Regions from separate parts of the Homo sapiens genome. Here region 2 is linked to region 1. A link is a contact called in ENCODE Hi-C or POLR2A ChIA-PET data. All regions are on one chromosome and are shown on one strand. The core of a region is the stretch at or near the end of the contact, and the rest is flanking DNA. Distances in the headings are between cores, read along the strand shown.

Region 1 (6,672 bases), core at 1,742-4,241:
TAGCCAAAAATACATTAAACATCTCCACATGCCCTTAGCTGAGAATCTCATCAACTCTTCTTCCTTTCATGCGCTTCTTAAGAGTCAAAGCATACATACCCCATGGCTCTTCAGGTTTTTGGTTGCTTTTTTGAGACAGGGTCTTGCTCTGTCACCCAAGCTGGACAATGGTAAGATCTCAGCTCACTGAAGCTTTGACCTTCTGGGTTCAAGCAATCCTCCACCTCAGCCTCCCAAGTAGCTGGGACCACAGGTGCATGCCCCTATGCCTGGCTTATTTTTAAATTTTTTTGCAGAGACAAGATCTTCCTATGTTACCCAGGCTGGTCTTGAACTGAACTCAAGCAATCCTCCCGCCTCAGCCTCCCAAAGCACTGGGAGTACAGGCATGAGGCACCATGCCCAGCTGGCTCTTCATTTCTTTTTTCTTTCTTTCTTTCTTTTTTTTTGTGAGATGGAGTCTTGCTCTTGTCACCCCAGGCTGGAGTGCAATGGCGTGATCTTAGCTCACTGCAACCTCCGTCTCCTGGGTTCAAGCGATTCTCCTGCCTTAGCCTCTGGAGCAGCTGAGACTACAGGTGCCCGCCACCATGCCCAGCTAATTTTTGTATTTTTAGTAGAGACAGGGTTTCATCATGTTGGCCAGGCTGGTCTTGAACTCCTGACCTCAAGTGATCCAACCACCTCAGCCTCTCAAAGCGCTGGGATTACAGGCGTGAGCCACCACACCCGGCCAGCTTTTCAGTTCTTATATGACCAATTGTTATTTGCTTAGGACTGAGGGGTTTTCCAGGACATGTGATTTTCTTTTTTTTTTTTTCTTTTTTTTTTTTGAGACGGAGTCTCACTCTGTCGCCCAGGCTGGAGTGCAGTGGTGCCATCTTGGCTCACTGCAAGCTCCGCCTCCAGGGTTCATGCCATTCTCCTGCCTCAGCCTCCCTAGTAGCTGGGACTACAGGTGCCCACCACCACGCCCGGCTAATTTTTTGTATTTTTAGTAGAGACGGGGTTTCATCGTGTTAGCCAGGATGGTCTCAATCTCCTGACCTCGTGATCCACCCGCCTTGGCCTCCCAAAGTGCTGGGATTATAGGCATGAGCCACCGCACCAGGCCTGACATGAGATTTTCAGCGCCAAATGCAGGGAAGTCCTAGGCAAACACAGATGATTGGTCATCCTAGATTTTCTTGTAGTGTCTTCCCTAAGAGATAAAATTTTTTTTTTTCTGTTTCCCTCATGCCTTTTCTGGGATCTAGGCCTTCCCAGCCCAGCCTTCCTCCATTTAGGGATATACTAGGAAAAGCCTGGAGGAAGTTGCTGATGCAAGCCGGATCACCTGAGTTCCTCCCTGGGAATTTGCAACTGGAACTAGATGCCCGTCTCAGGTTGCCTTGTGCTCCAAAAGAGTTTTTTTGTTGTTGTTTGTTTGTTTTTGTTTTTTTGAGATGGAGTCTTGCTCTGTCACCCAGGCTGGAGTACAGTGGTGAGATCTCGACTCACCGCAGCCTCCGCCTCCCAGGTTCAAGTGATTCTCTGCCTCAGCCTCCTGAGTAGCTGGGATAACAGGTGTCTGCAACCACGCCCAGCTAATTTTTGTATTTTTAGTAGAGATGGGGTTTCACCATGTTGGCCACGCTGGTCTCAAACTCGTGGCCTCAAGTGAGCCGCCCGCTTTGGCCGCCCAAAATGCTAGGATTACAGGTGTAAGCCACCATACCCGGCCCCAAAAGAGATTTCAACTTAGGAATTGTCTGTGGTCATTTTCTACCGTGAAGACTTTTGCAGGGATGTGGAGGTGAATGGTCAGTGGAAGACAGCTTGTCTGCAACAAGAGAGGAAACGCACATGCAGAGCAGAGGTGAGATGGAAACTTTCCCCAATTTCCCGCAGTGGTCTGGGCCAGGGATTCTCAGATGTGAGCCTCCATCACCAGCACCTGGAGAGTTTGTCAAAACACAGATTGCTAAACTGGGCACGCTGGCTCACCCCTGTAATCCCAGCGTTTTAGGAGGCCAAGGTGGGTGGATCACCTGAGGTCAGGAGTTTGAGACCAGCCTGGCCAACATGGCAAAATCCCGTCTCTACTAAACAAAAATTAGCTGGGCATGGTGGTGGGCACCTGTAATCCCAGCTACCTGGGAGGCTGAGGCAAGAGAATCACTTGAACCCAGGAGGCAGAGGAGGTTGCAGTGAACTGAGATTACGCTGCTGCGCTCCAGCCTGGGTGACAGAGCGAGACACTGTCTCAAGGAAAAAAAGAAAGAAAGAAAGAAAGAAAAAAAAACCCCACAGTCTGCTGAGTCCCACTGCTAGAGTTTCTGAGTCACGAGGCCTGGGGTGTGGCCCAAGGATCTGCTTTTCTAAGGAATTCCCAGGTGGTACCGACACTACAGGTTAGGGGCTTGACTAATGGTGAGGACCCCTGCTCTGGGCCAGAGGGCTGAACCAGAGAGCTTAGTTCAGCATCCTCCCCAGAGTCCCCACCCAGCCTGTGAGCATCCAGCAGGCCCAGTCCCTGTCTTTGGGTTACATGAGTCTGTATCTTTCTAACAAATTCTCCCTTTTTTCCCCTAAACAGCTTAATTGTGATATAATTCACACACCATACTTAATTGTGATATAATTCACACACCATACAATTCACCCACTTAAAGTATTACAACTCAGTGGTTTCTAGTATATTCACAGAAATGTGCAACCATCACCACAGTCCATTTAAAAAGGAAGGAAATGTTGACACATGCAACAATACGGATGAACCGAGGACATTATACTAGTGAAATAAACCAGTCGGAAAAAGACAAATATTATTTGGTTCCACTCATAGGAGGTAACTAGAATAGTCAGATTCACAAAAACAAAGTAGAATGGCAGTTGCCAGGGGCCGAGGGGAGGGGAAAATGGAGAGTTGATTTGTACAGAGTTTCAGTTTTGCAAGATGAGGGAGTTCTGAGGACTGGCTGCACAGCGATGTTGTAACCACATTACACCAATCTGGTTCAACTTCTATGTAGCAAAGTTGTGAGTTGTTTTTCAGTGGTCATGGCCCTGCAGGTTGGAGGGGGCAATGCCCGGATGAACATCGTGTGCAACCATGAATGGGAACTAAGTGCTCGGACCAAGGAACCAGGCTGAATTAAGAAGCAAACACCAGGCTGGGCGCTGGTGGTGTACGCCAGTAACCCCAGCACTCTGGGAGACCGAGGCAGAAGGATTACTTGAGCCCAGGAGTTCGAGACCAGCCTGGGCAACATGGTGAGATCCCATCTCTAAAATAAAAAATAAAAATAAAAATAAAAGCAGACACCATGGCAGGACCCATGATCCAATCAGATTGAGCTCTGGGGTGACCCTATGGCAGGATCTAGTCAGATCACTCCTCATTACCCTATGCTAATTAAAATCCAACCCAGCCTCCAGCTCCAGGAGACAGATTTGAACATTTCTTCCTGTCTCTTTGTCTGTCAACTCACAAACCTTTCTCACTGCAAAAACTGTGTGTTTTGGTGTTTGGCTTTCTGTTGCATGCTGGCAAATGGACCCAGTTTTGGTTTGCTGACAATGCGAATATACTTAACACTGAACTGTACATTTAGAAATTGTGAAGATAGTGAATTTTATATTATACCTTTTTTTATTTTGCCACAATAAAAAGTAATTTTCTCTGTCTTTTTTTTTTTAAAGACATATGGCCTCTGTCACCCAGGCTGGAGTGCAGTGGTGTAGTCATAGCTCACAGCAGCCTTGAACACCTGGGCTGAAGCCATCCTCCCACCTCAGCTTGCCAAGTAGCTGGGATTACAGGCATGAGCCACTGTGCCTGGCAAAAGTTATTTAAAAACTTTTTTAATGTCTTTTAAAAGGAGACTTTCTGATGTGGTCAAAGGAAGCAGTTGGTATCCAGATTCAGCTGAACTTAATACACTTCCTTGGTTTAATTTATGGAAATATTTATATAGTTCCCATTTAATTATCCTCCAAGGACATGTCTGCTCAGAGGATCATCCTAGTTCTCTGGCCAACAATAAACAGGAACTGAGACAGAGTGATGGACGATATGACTCTTAGTGTTTCTGTCATGGCACATTGGCCTTTATGGGTCATTGCCCATGTGTTCCAGGATTTAGGATGAATTTTAATATGTCACTCTGCGTGGGCTACGGATTGGGTTTTATTAGGGAAAGTGAAATCTTACAAGGCTGGGTCAACAAGCAAAGGGGAAGCAGGAGTCTCCCATTCTATTCTCCGTCCCATAGAGAAGTATGTGAAGGTCAGGGTCTCAGCTGGATCTGCAGGATAGGTCCATGTTCTGCTGTATTAGTTAGGGAATAAATGTAAGAAACCAGTCTGTGAGTAGGGAACACATGAGTGGTTTGGGTGCTGGGCAGCTTGGATGTAGGGTGCCAGGGGTTCAGAGGAGATGGGAGGAATTCCTGCTTCCCAGTATTTGGAGACCTTGGGCCTGTGGGAAGGTGCAGTCACCCTGTGTGAGGAGGGAGTCTGCCCATGCTGTGGAGGCTGAGCTCCTTCCACCAGGAATAGGCTTACTTGCAGTTCCAGCTGGCTGGCCCAGGTAACCTTGAATGAGCTTCCAGAGCAGCTTCCAGGCAATTCTGCTCATTTCACCACAGTTTCTGAATTCAAAAATAAATAAAAAACACATTTGTCCTATTTGGTGTTCTTTGTTTTCTATGACTCTGCTGCTTTCCTCTTGAAGAATCACTAATTTGCCTACTATAACTGCCTATGTGTGGTCTCCTTTTCAAAAGGCAGCTCTAGGATTGCTTGAGCCTGGGAGGTCCAGGCTGCAGTGAGCTGTGATTGCGCCACTGCACTCCAGCCTGGATAACAGAGCAAGACCCTGTGTCAATAAATAAATAGTTAAGTAAAAAGCAGTTCTTATGAGGGATATGAACAGGCTCCTAAAGAAACACAAAAGACTAATAGATACATGAAAAGATGTTAAGCCTCACCAGTAGTCAATGAAAATGCAAGTAAAGAGCAAAATGGCAGCACTTTTCAATTATATTGGAAACAGTTTGCATATTGAAAAAGATTTGTCTATGTTATCAAGGTTGTGCGGGAAAGGGTGTCATCTTGGAGTGCTGAGGGGAATTCTAGCAATCTATGCCAAAATTTTGAATATCTGTAACCTCTGACCCTCAAAACTACATTCCTAGGAATTTATTCCAACTAGGTAATCTGACAAGTGAGCAATGATAGATGTACAAGATTATTTGACAATGTATTGCCCACATAAGTGAAAAATGGAAACACTATGTACACCTATGGACAGGTAGTTAAATTCTGAAACATCCACAGAGTGAAATACTATGCAGTCATGACAAAGAATGATGCATACTACCATATGCCACCAATTCTAAAATGATTATTTTATGCTTTTTCACAGTTGTTACATTCCATGGCATATCGCAGTTTATTTGGCAGCATTTTTTTCTTTCTTAATGGCACCTAAACTTATAGGGCATTTAACAGGTGATAGCATATTATGTTTCATGAAATATTGTATATTTGCTGACATACGGCTGAGTGGAAAATGGCCTCTCTAACCATATGTAATGTGGTTCCAGTTACATGCAAATTTTAAGATATGTTTATATTGGCAGGGTGTGGTGGCTCACACCTGTAATTCCAGCACTTTGGGAATCTGAGGTGGGTGGATCGCGAGGTCAGGAGTTCGAGACCAGCCTGGCCAATATGGTGAAACCCCATCTCTATTAAAAAATACAAAAATTAGCCAGGCGTGGTGGCATGTGCCTAGAGTCCCAGCTACTCGGGAGGCTGAGGCAGGAGAATCGCTTGAACCCGGGAGGCAGAGGTTGCAGTGAGCTGAGATCATGCGACTGCACTGCAGCCTGGGTGACAGAGTGAGACTCTGTCTCAAAAAAAAAAAAAAAAGATATTTTTATATTTATACATGCATGCACATACCAGAAGTTAGCAGAGACCCCACCCCCACTCCTTCACTGCCTCATTTCTTGGGATTCCCGGCAGAGTTTACACAGATTCCCTGCTAAGGCCACAGGCTGTCGAAATCCAAAACTATCCTTGTAGATTTCTGCCAGCCCCAGTGCTCCTTTTCCCATGGTCTCCCCTCCTGCCATCAGAGCTGCTTGCAAGGAATCCCACGTAGAACTCCCTATCATGTAGATGGAGCAACTCAGAGCATTCATGAGGTATTTCTGGAAATGCTTGGTGACCATTTGGAGGTGGCAGGGAATGGTCACATGGGCAGGTCACAGCTTTTCTGTTCCTATTAGCTTCCTCTTTCCTTCTTTCACCCCTTTCTGGAAGGAGTAAAAGAATCTCTTCTCTTCATCTTGTGTGTAGAATTCAGGATGGAAGCCTGGCTTAAGGGATATTTCCTCCTTTTTGGCACAGTCTCCGAAAATGTCAACGTTTCAAAGTGTTTGAAGGCAATACATTGACACAATGGTTGTTGAGACTATGAGAAAGAATATTTGAGAAAGCAGTGTGTCTTAGTCCATTTGGGCTACGATACCATAGACTGGGTGGCTGATACACAACAGAAATTGATTTCTTACAGTTCTAGAAGCTGGGAAGTCCAAGATCAAGACACAGGCAGATGCAGTGTCTGGTGAGGGCCCATTTCTTGGTTCATAGATTGCAGCGTCTTGCTGTGTCTTCACA
Region 2 (6,694 bases), core at 2,372-4,871, 110 kb before region 1:
CCTGTGATCCCAGCTACTCGGGAGGCTGAGGCTGGAGGATCGCTTGAACCCAGGGGGTGGAGGTTGCAGTGAGCTGAGATCACACCACCGCACTTCAGCCTGGGCGACAGAGCAAGACTCCGTCTCAAAAAAACGAAAAAGCTCCATGAATGTTAGAACTATAGTTATGTGCTACAATGATGTTTTGGTCAATGATGGACTGCATGTATGACAGTGATCCTATGAGTATAATAGAGATGAACAACTGCATGTTGCGTTACTCACATGCTTGTGGTGATGCTGGTATAAACAAACCTACTGCACTGCCAGTCATATAAAAGGACAACACAAACAATTATCTACAGTATACAATAATTGATCATAAGCAACTATATTACTGGGTTATGTATTTACTATACTACACTTTTTATCATTAATTTAGAGTATATTCCTTCTACTTACAAAAAAAAAAAATTTACTGTAAAACAGCCTCAGGCAGGTCCTTCGGGAGGGATTCCAGAAGAAGACATTGTTATCCTAGGAGATGGCAACTCCATGTGTGTTACTGCCCTTGAAGACCTTCTAAGTGGGACAAGATGTAAAAAGGTGGAAGACAGTGATATTGATGATCTTGACCCTGTGTAGGTCTAGGCTAATATGTGTTTGTGTCTTAGCTTTTAACAAAAAAGTTTAAAAGCTAAAAAAAAAAAATAAAGTAATTTTAAGAATAGAAAAAAGCTTATAAAGATATAAAGAAAAAATTTTTTAATGAGCTGTACAATTTGTGTTTTAAGCTAGGTGTTATTACAAAGGAGTCCAAGAGTTAAAAAAAATTTAGTTTATAAAGTAAAAAAGTTACAGTAAGCAAGAGTTAATTTATTATTATTATTATTATTATTATTTTGAGACAGAGTCTCACTCTGTCGCCCAGGCTGGAGTGCGGTGGCACAATCTCGGCCCACTGCAACCTCTGTCTCCCAGGTTCAAGCGATTCTCCAGCCTCAGCCTCCTGAGTAGCTGGGATTACAAGTGCCCACCACCACGCCTGGCTAATTTTTTAAATTTTTAGTAGAGATGGGGTTTCACCATGTTGGCCAGGCTGGTCTCAAACTCCTGACCTCAAGTGATCTGCCTGCCTCGGCCTCCCAAAGTGCTGGGATTACAGGCATGAGCCACCGCGCCTGGCCAAGGGTTAATTTATTATTGATGAAAAAAATTTTTTTATAAATTTAGTGTAGCCTAAGTATACAGTATCTATAAAAAGTCTACAGTAGTATACGGTAATGTCCTAGGCCGCCTATTCACTCACCACTCACTCACTGACTCACCTAGAACAACTTCCAGTTCTGCAAGTTCCATTCATGGTAAGTGCCCTCATACAGGTATACCTTTTTTTTTCTCTTTTATACTGTATTTTTACTGTACCTTTTCTATGTTTAGATATGTTTGGATATACAAATTCTTACCATTGTGTTACAATTGCCTACAGTATTCAGTACAGTAACCTGCTATACAGGTTTGTAGCCTAGGAGCAATAGGCTACACTATATAGACCAGGTGTCCGGTAGGCTATACCATCTAGGTTTGTAGAAGTATACTCCATGACGTTTGCACAACAACTAAACCACCTAATGACACATTTCTTGGAACATATCCCCATCATTAAGTAACACATGACTGTATTTTCTGTCTCGGTCCTTCTGACGTTTGATATTTCTTAGCTTTCTATTTATTTACTTTTTTAACTGCCAGTATTTTTTAGATTCTGTTTTCTGGCTTCTAGTCCCCAAATTCCTATCCTTCCACCATATTTCTGAAAGCTTTTATGGTCACTATTTCTCGAGCCCCATAAGATTACTAGAGGAGTGCTGAGAAATGAGATCCTTTTGATCCGATGACCTGGTAGGTAACAGAAAATAATGAAACTCTGATGACTTGACTAGGGATTCAACCCCTTACTGGCCTCTAATTCCAGTATCAATGCTTCCCATGTTCAACACCTTTTGGCTTTGAAGAGCCCCAGGCAAGTGACAAGTAGTCATAGAATAAACACCAAGATGGAGAAATGGAAATGATGGCAGGGTTTCTTCTAGTCCCAATTGGTCTTAGTTAATGATAGGTTCATCTGGCATTTGGAAAGCAAGAATGTTATTTTAGACTGAAACGTCCCAGCTTTCTTCAAGTTGACCAACTAAAAAAGCTAGGGAATTGGCCAGGCGCGGTGGCTCACACCTGTAATCCCAGCACTTTGGGAGGCCGAGGCGGATGGATCATGAGGTCAGGAGATCGAGACCATCCTGGCTAACAAGGTGAAACCCCGTCTCTACTAAAAATACAAAAAATTAGCCGGGCGCGGTGGCGGGTGCCTGTAGTCCCAGCTACTCGGGAGGCTGAGGCAGGAGAATGGCGTGAACCCGGGAAGTGGAGCTTGCAGTGAGCCGAGATTGCGCCACTGCAGTCCGCAGTCCGGCCTGGGCGACAGAGCGAGACTCCGTCTCAAAAAAAAAAAAAAAAAAAAGCTAGGGAATTAATTACCAGTACCATGTGAAAAGCAGGCTTGGACTTGCTGAAATGAAACTAAACCAGTTCACCCTCTCTGCCAGAATGGCAAACAAAGTAGCATGTTGAGGCAGGTGTTACGGACCTTAAAATCAAAAGGGAGACTGAGTCATGCATGGGACAGAAAGTTCAAGGGCTTTCTGTCTTGTCTACTACAGGCATTCTAGAGGAAGAGAATTACTAAGAGGGGATGAGCAATCTCAAGTCCTTTCTCTAGCACCTCTACATTAGCTCTTACTTCTGTTCATTTCCCACCACTATGTTACATATGTTACAGCCTGCTATAGGAAGAGCTGCAAAACTTGTTTAGCAATGGAAGATCAAGTAGGTCAGGTTGGTGGTGCACCTTATTTTCCCATATCACAGGACAAAGATAACAGGTTTTTTTTTTCCCCCACAGCACTGCTTTACTTAGGTCTCTTTTCCTTGCCCCAAGATTTATCCTAAATTAGGAAAGGATATCTATGACCTTGATTTCAGACTTACCATATTATTTTATCTGTCATATATTAGTCCCACTGAGGGAAAGAGGGCTTGACAAAGACTTATTCTACAATGTGTGGGATTCCAGAATGTGTGGGTGGCTGCCTTAGAGTCAACAGGAGACATGCCCCAGCTAGTTTTGCAAGTACATAATGACATTCTAGAAGTTTCTCCTCCAAGGAGAAAGGAGTTAACATTCACTGATCACATACTATGTGCAAGATCTTCTTTAGATTTCCATTTGGTATCTCATAATAACCTTATGAGACTGGTAGTACTAACCCTATTTCACTTGATAAATAAACTGAAGTTCAAAGTAATAGGGTATGTGGCAAGATTCAAACCAACATACTTGACTCCAAACCCCATCTTTGGAGGGTTTCCCCTAGGTTCCCATTTGCTTTAGGAAAATTAGAGCCAATACGATCCTGCCCTTATACTGTAACCAGCACTGAATGGAATAATGCAAAACAGAAGCAGAGAGAAGCAACTACTACACTTCTTTCCCCTGAAACAGCTTGTAGACAGAATACTACTTCTACTGAGAAGATTCATAGTAAAAGCAATCAAAGAATTTTTAAGGTCACCCCAGTCAATATATGCCTACCCAGTGGAGGGGAAATCCCCACTTCTGGCAAAATGTGTCATGAAGGGTCACATGCTATTTTTCAGTCATGCATGTCACTTGATCTATGGCTAAAAGTGAGTTATTTCTGGGGCATACTGGGCTTACTACTTAAGCCACTTAGTGAACTATAAAATAATAGCATTCCATGGTTTGGGATTTTAACATTAACAAAATTGCTGGAGACATTCCAGAAGATGAGAAAGTAAACTATTTTGGAAAGTGACATTAAGAAATCAATTCTGAGAAAAGACAACTAGCTCTTGTACCACTGCTTAAAGTTCATTTTCTTTCCCTTCTATATCTGATTTTACCCATAAAAGTGTAATTTATGCTCATAAAAAAGTGCACATAGTGCAGAAAGTTATGAAACGAAAAGAAAAGCCTCCCTTCCCCTCCTAGTCTCACTTATATATCTTTCTGAAAACTTACTGTGCAGAAAGTAGCCTCTGTGTATGTGTATAATTTATAATAAAACAGCTCTTTAAAGTACAAGTTGGTTCGTTTACAATAGCATAAAAAAAACTTATGAAAAAATTTAACCAAGGAGGTGAAAAACTTATACACTGAAAACTACAAAATGTAGCTGAAAGAAATTAAAGACACCAATAAATGGAACAATATACTGTATTTGTCGATTTGGAGATTTAATATTGTTAAGATTTCAATACTACTCAAAGCAATCTATAGATTCAATACAATCCCCATCAAAATCCCAACAACCTCTTGTACAGAAAAATCTACCCTAAAATTCATATGGAATTTCAAGGGTCCCCAAGTGGCCAAAACAATCTTTTTTTTTTTTTTTTTTTTGAGACGGAGCCTCGCTCTGTCGCCCAGGCTGGAGTGCAGTGGTGCAATCTCGGCTCACTGCAAGCTCCACCTCCCGGGTTCACGCCATTCTCCTGCCTCAGCCTCCAGAGTAGCTGGGACTACAGGTGCCCACCACCACGCCCGGCTAATTTTTTGTGTCTTTAGTAGAGATGGGGTTTCACTGTTTTAGCCAGGATGGTCTCAATCTCCTGACCTCGTGATCTGCCTGCCTCGGCCTCCCAAAGTGCTGGGATTACAGGCGTGAGCCACCGCGCCTGGCCACCAAAACAATCTTTAAAGTGAACATTGCAGGCCTCATATTCCTGATTCTAAAATTTATTACAAAGCCACAGTAATCAAAACAGCATGGTATTGACATAAAGAAATACATCATAGACCAATGGAATAGAACAGGGAGCCCATTAATAAATTCTCCTGTATATGGTCAAATGATTTTCAACAAGGATGTCAAGACCATTCAGTGCAGAAAGGACAGTCTTTTCAACAAATGGTGCTGGGAAAACTGGATATCCACAAGCAAAAGAAAGAGGCTGGACCCTTACCTAATACCACATACAAAAATTAACTCAAAAAGGATCAAAGACCTGATATAAGACCTAAAACTGTAAAACTCTTACAAGAAAACCTAGGCGGAAAACTTCATGACATGAAATCTGGCAATGATTTCCTAGATATGACACCAAACAGACAACAAAAGCAAAACAGATAAACTAGGCGACAACAAAATTAAAAACTTCTGTGCATCAAGGGACACAATCAACAGAATGAAAAGGCAACCTAAAGAATGGAGGAAAATGTTTGCAAATCATGTACCTGATAAGGAATTAATATCCCAAATATAAAAGGAACTCCTGCAACTATACAACAAAAGAAACCCAATTTTTAAATAGGCAAAGCACTTGAATAGACATTTCTCCAAGAAGACAAAACAAATGGCCAATAAGCATATGAAAAGATGCTCAACATCACTAATCATTAGGGAAATGCAAATGAAAACGGCAATGAGATATCACTTCACACTTGGTGTGAAATGCTAAGATGGCTACTCTCAAAAACCCAGAAAATAACAAGTGTTGGTGAGGATGTGGAGAAATTGGAACTTTGTGCACTGCTAGTGGGAATGTAAAATGGTGCAGCTGCTATGGAAAACAGTATGATGGTTCTTAAAAAAATTAAAGAAGATTAAATAGAATCACCATATGATCCAGCAATTCTACCTCTGGGTATCCAAAAGAATTGAAAGCAGGGGCTGAAAGAGATATTTGTACACCTGTGTTTATAGCAGCCTTACTCACAACAGCAGCCCAAATGGCCATCAACAGATGAAAGGATAAATAAAATGTGGTATATGCATACAATGGACTATTATTTAGCCTTTAAATGGAAGAAAATTCTGGCACACGCTACAACATAGATGAATCCTAAGGACATTATACTAAGTGAGGTAAGCTAATCACAAAAAGACAAATCTGTATGATCTCACTTATATGAGGTATCTAGAGTAGTCAGACTCAAACATTAAGTACGAAGTTAATTGCCAGGAGATGGGGAGAGGGGAGAATGGAGAATTGTTGCTTAATGGGTATAGTTTTAGTTTTACAAGATGAAAAAGTTCTTGAGATTGGTTGTGCAACAACATGAATATATACTTAACCCTACTGAACTATGCATTTATAAAAATGGTTAATACTGTAAATTTCATGTTATGTGTATTTTTATAACAGTTAAAAAATTTTCAAATTATTTTAAAAGCTCAAGTTAGGTTATGTAATACTGTTATTTTAACCTTTACAATTTATCTTGTATATTTTTCCGTATTATCACATATTTCTTCTTCCTTGTTCATCTTTGGGACTATTTACTAGTATAAGCTTCTGTTAATTATTTAACTTTTCTCTATTGATGGGCAATTAGAATATTTCCAGTTTTTTCACTACTACTAACCTTGCTATAACATTCCTTCTTTGACCCATATATCTTTCCACACTGTATGATTATAAGTCATTGTCTAAAATTTAGACAAAACTCTAAAGACTCTAGATACAAAAAGACTATCAGGGCAAAGGAACACTTAGCTATAAAATCCAACTTAAGTTGCTGTCATTACCATTAAGACCATAAGTCTCATAACCTTTGATTCGGTGATTACATTTTAAAGGAAAATATTCAGTAGAAGGAAAAGGCTCTATTTTTGACATTATCTGTAATACTAAA

Evidence for each region. A loop is a pair of places that touch in the nucleus more often than their neighbours do. ChIA-PET counts read pairs that join two places held with the same protein, here RNA polymerase II (POLR2A). Pooled maps may share reads with other maps.
Region 2: a loop to region 1 is called in a pooled map, with 2.3 times the contacts of the local background. The contact joins two enhancer-like sites. A Hi-C loop is called at or near these places in 1 of 37 single-sample maps with no recorded cell type and 5 of 50 pooled maps. POLR2A ChIA-PET finds 5 or more read pairs at or near these places in 6 of 52 experiments (GM12878, HepG2, OCI-LY7 and 3 more).

The regions. Positions count from the first base shown.
Region 1 is chr7:129,069,845-129,076,516 of GRCh38, forward strand. No RefSeq gene overlaps it. Among named protein-coding and RNA genes, the nearest start is that of TNPO3, 18 kb to the left of the region's middle. RefSeq lists an enhancer at 2,892-3,001. Within about 2 kb of position 2,992, at least 4 of the 41 ENCODE cell types and tissues checked have a DNase peak (open chromatin) inside an H3K27ac peak, as active enhancers do.
Region 2 is chr7:128,959,895-128,966,588 of GRCh38, forward strand. The region is part of intron 21 of TNPO3 (transportin 3); the gene reads right to left. Among named protein-coding and RNA genes, the nearest start is that of IRF5, 25 kb to the left of the region's middle. RefSeq lists enhancers at 3,140-3,249, 3,370-3,669. Within about 2 kb of position 3,622, at least 3 of the 41 ENCODE cell types and tissues checked have a DNase peak (open chromatin) inside an H3K27ac peak, as active enhancers do.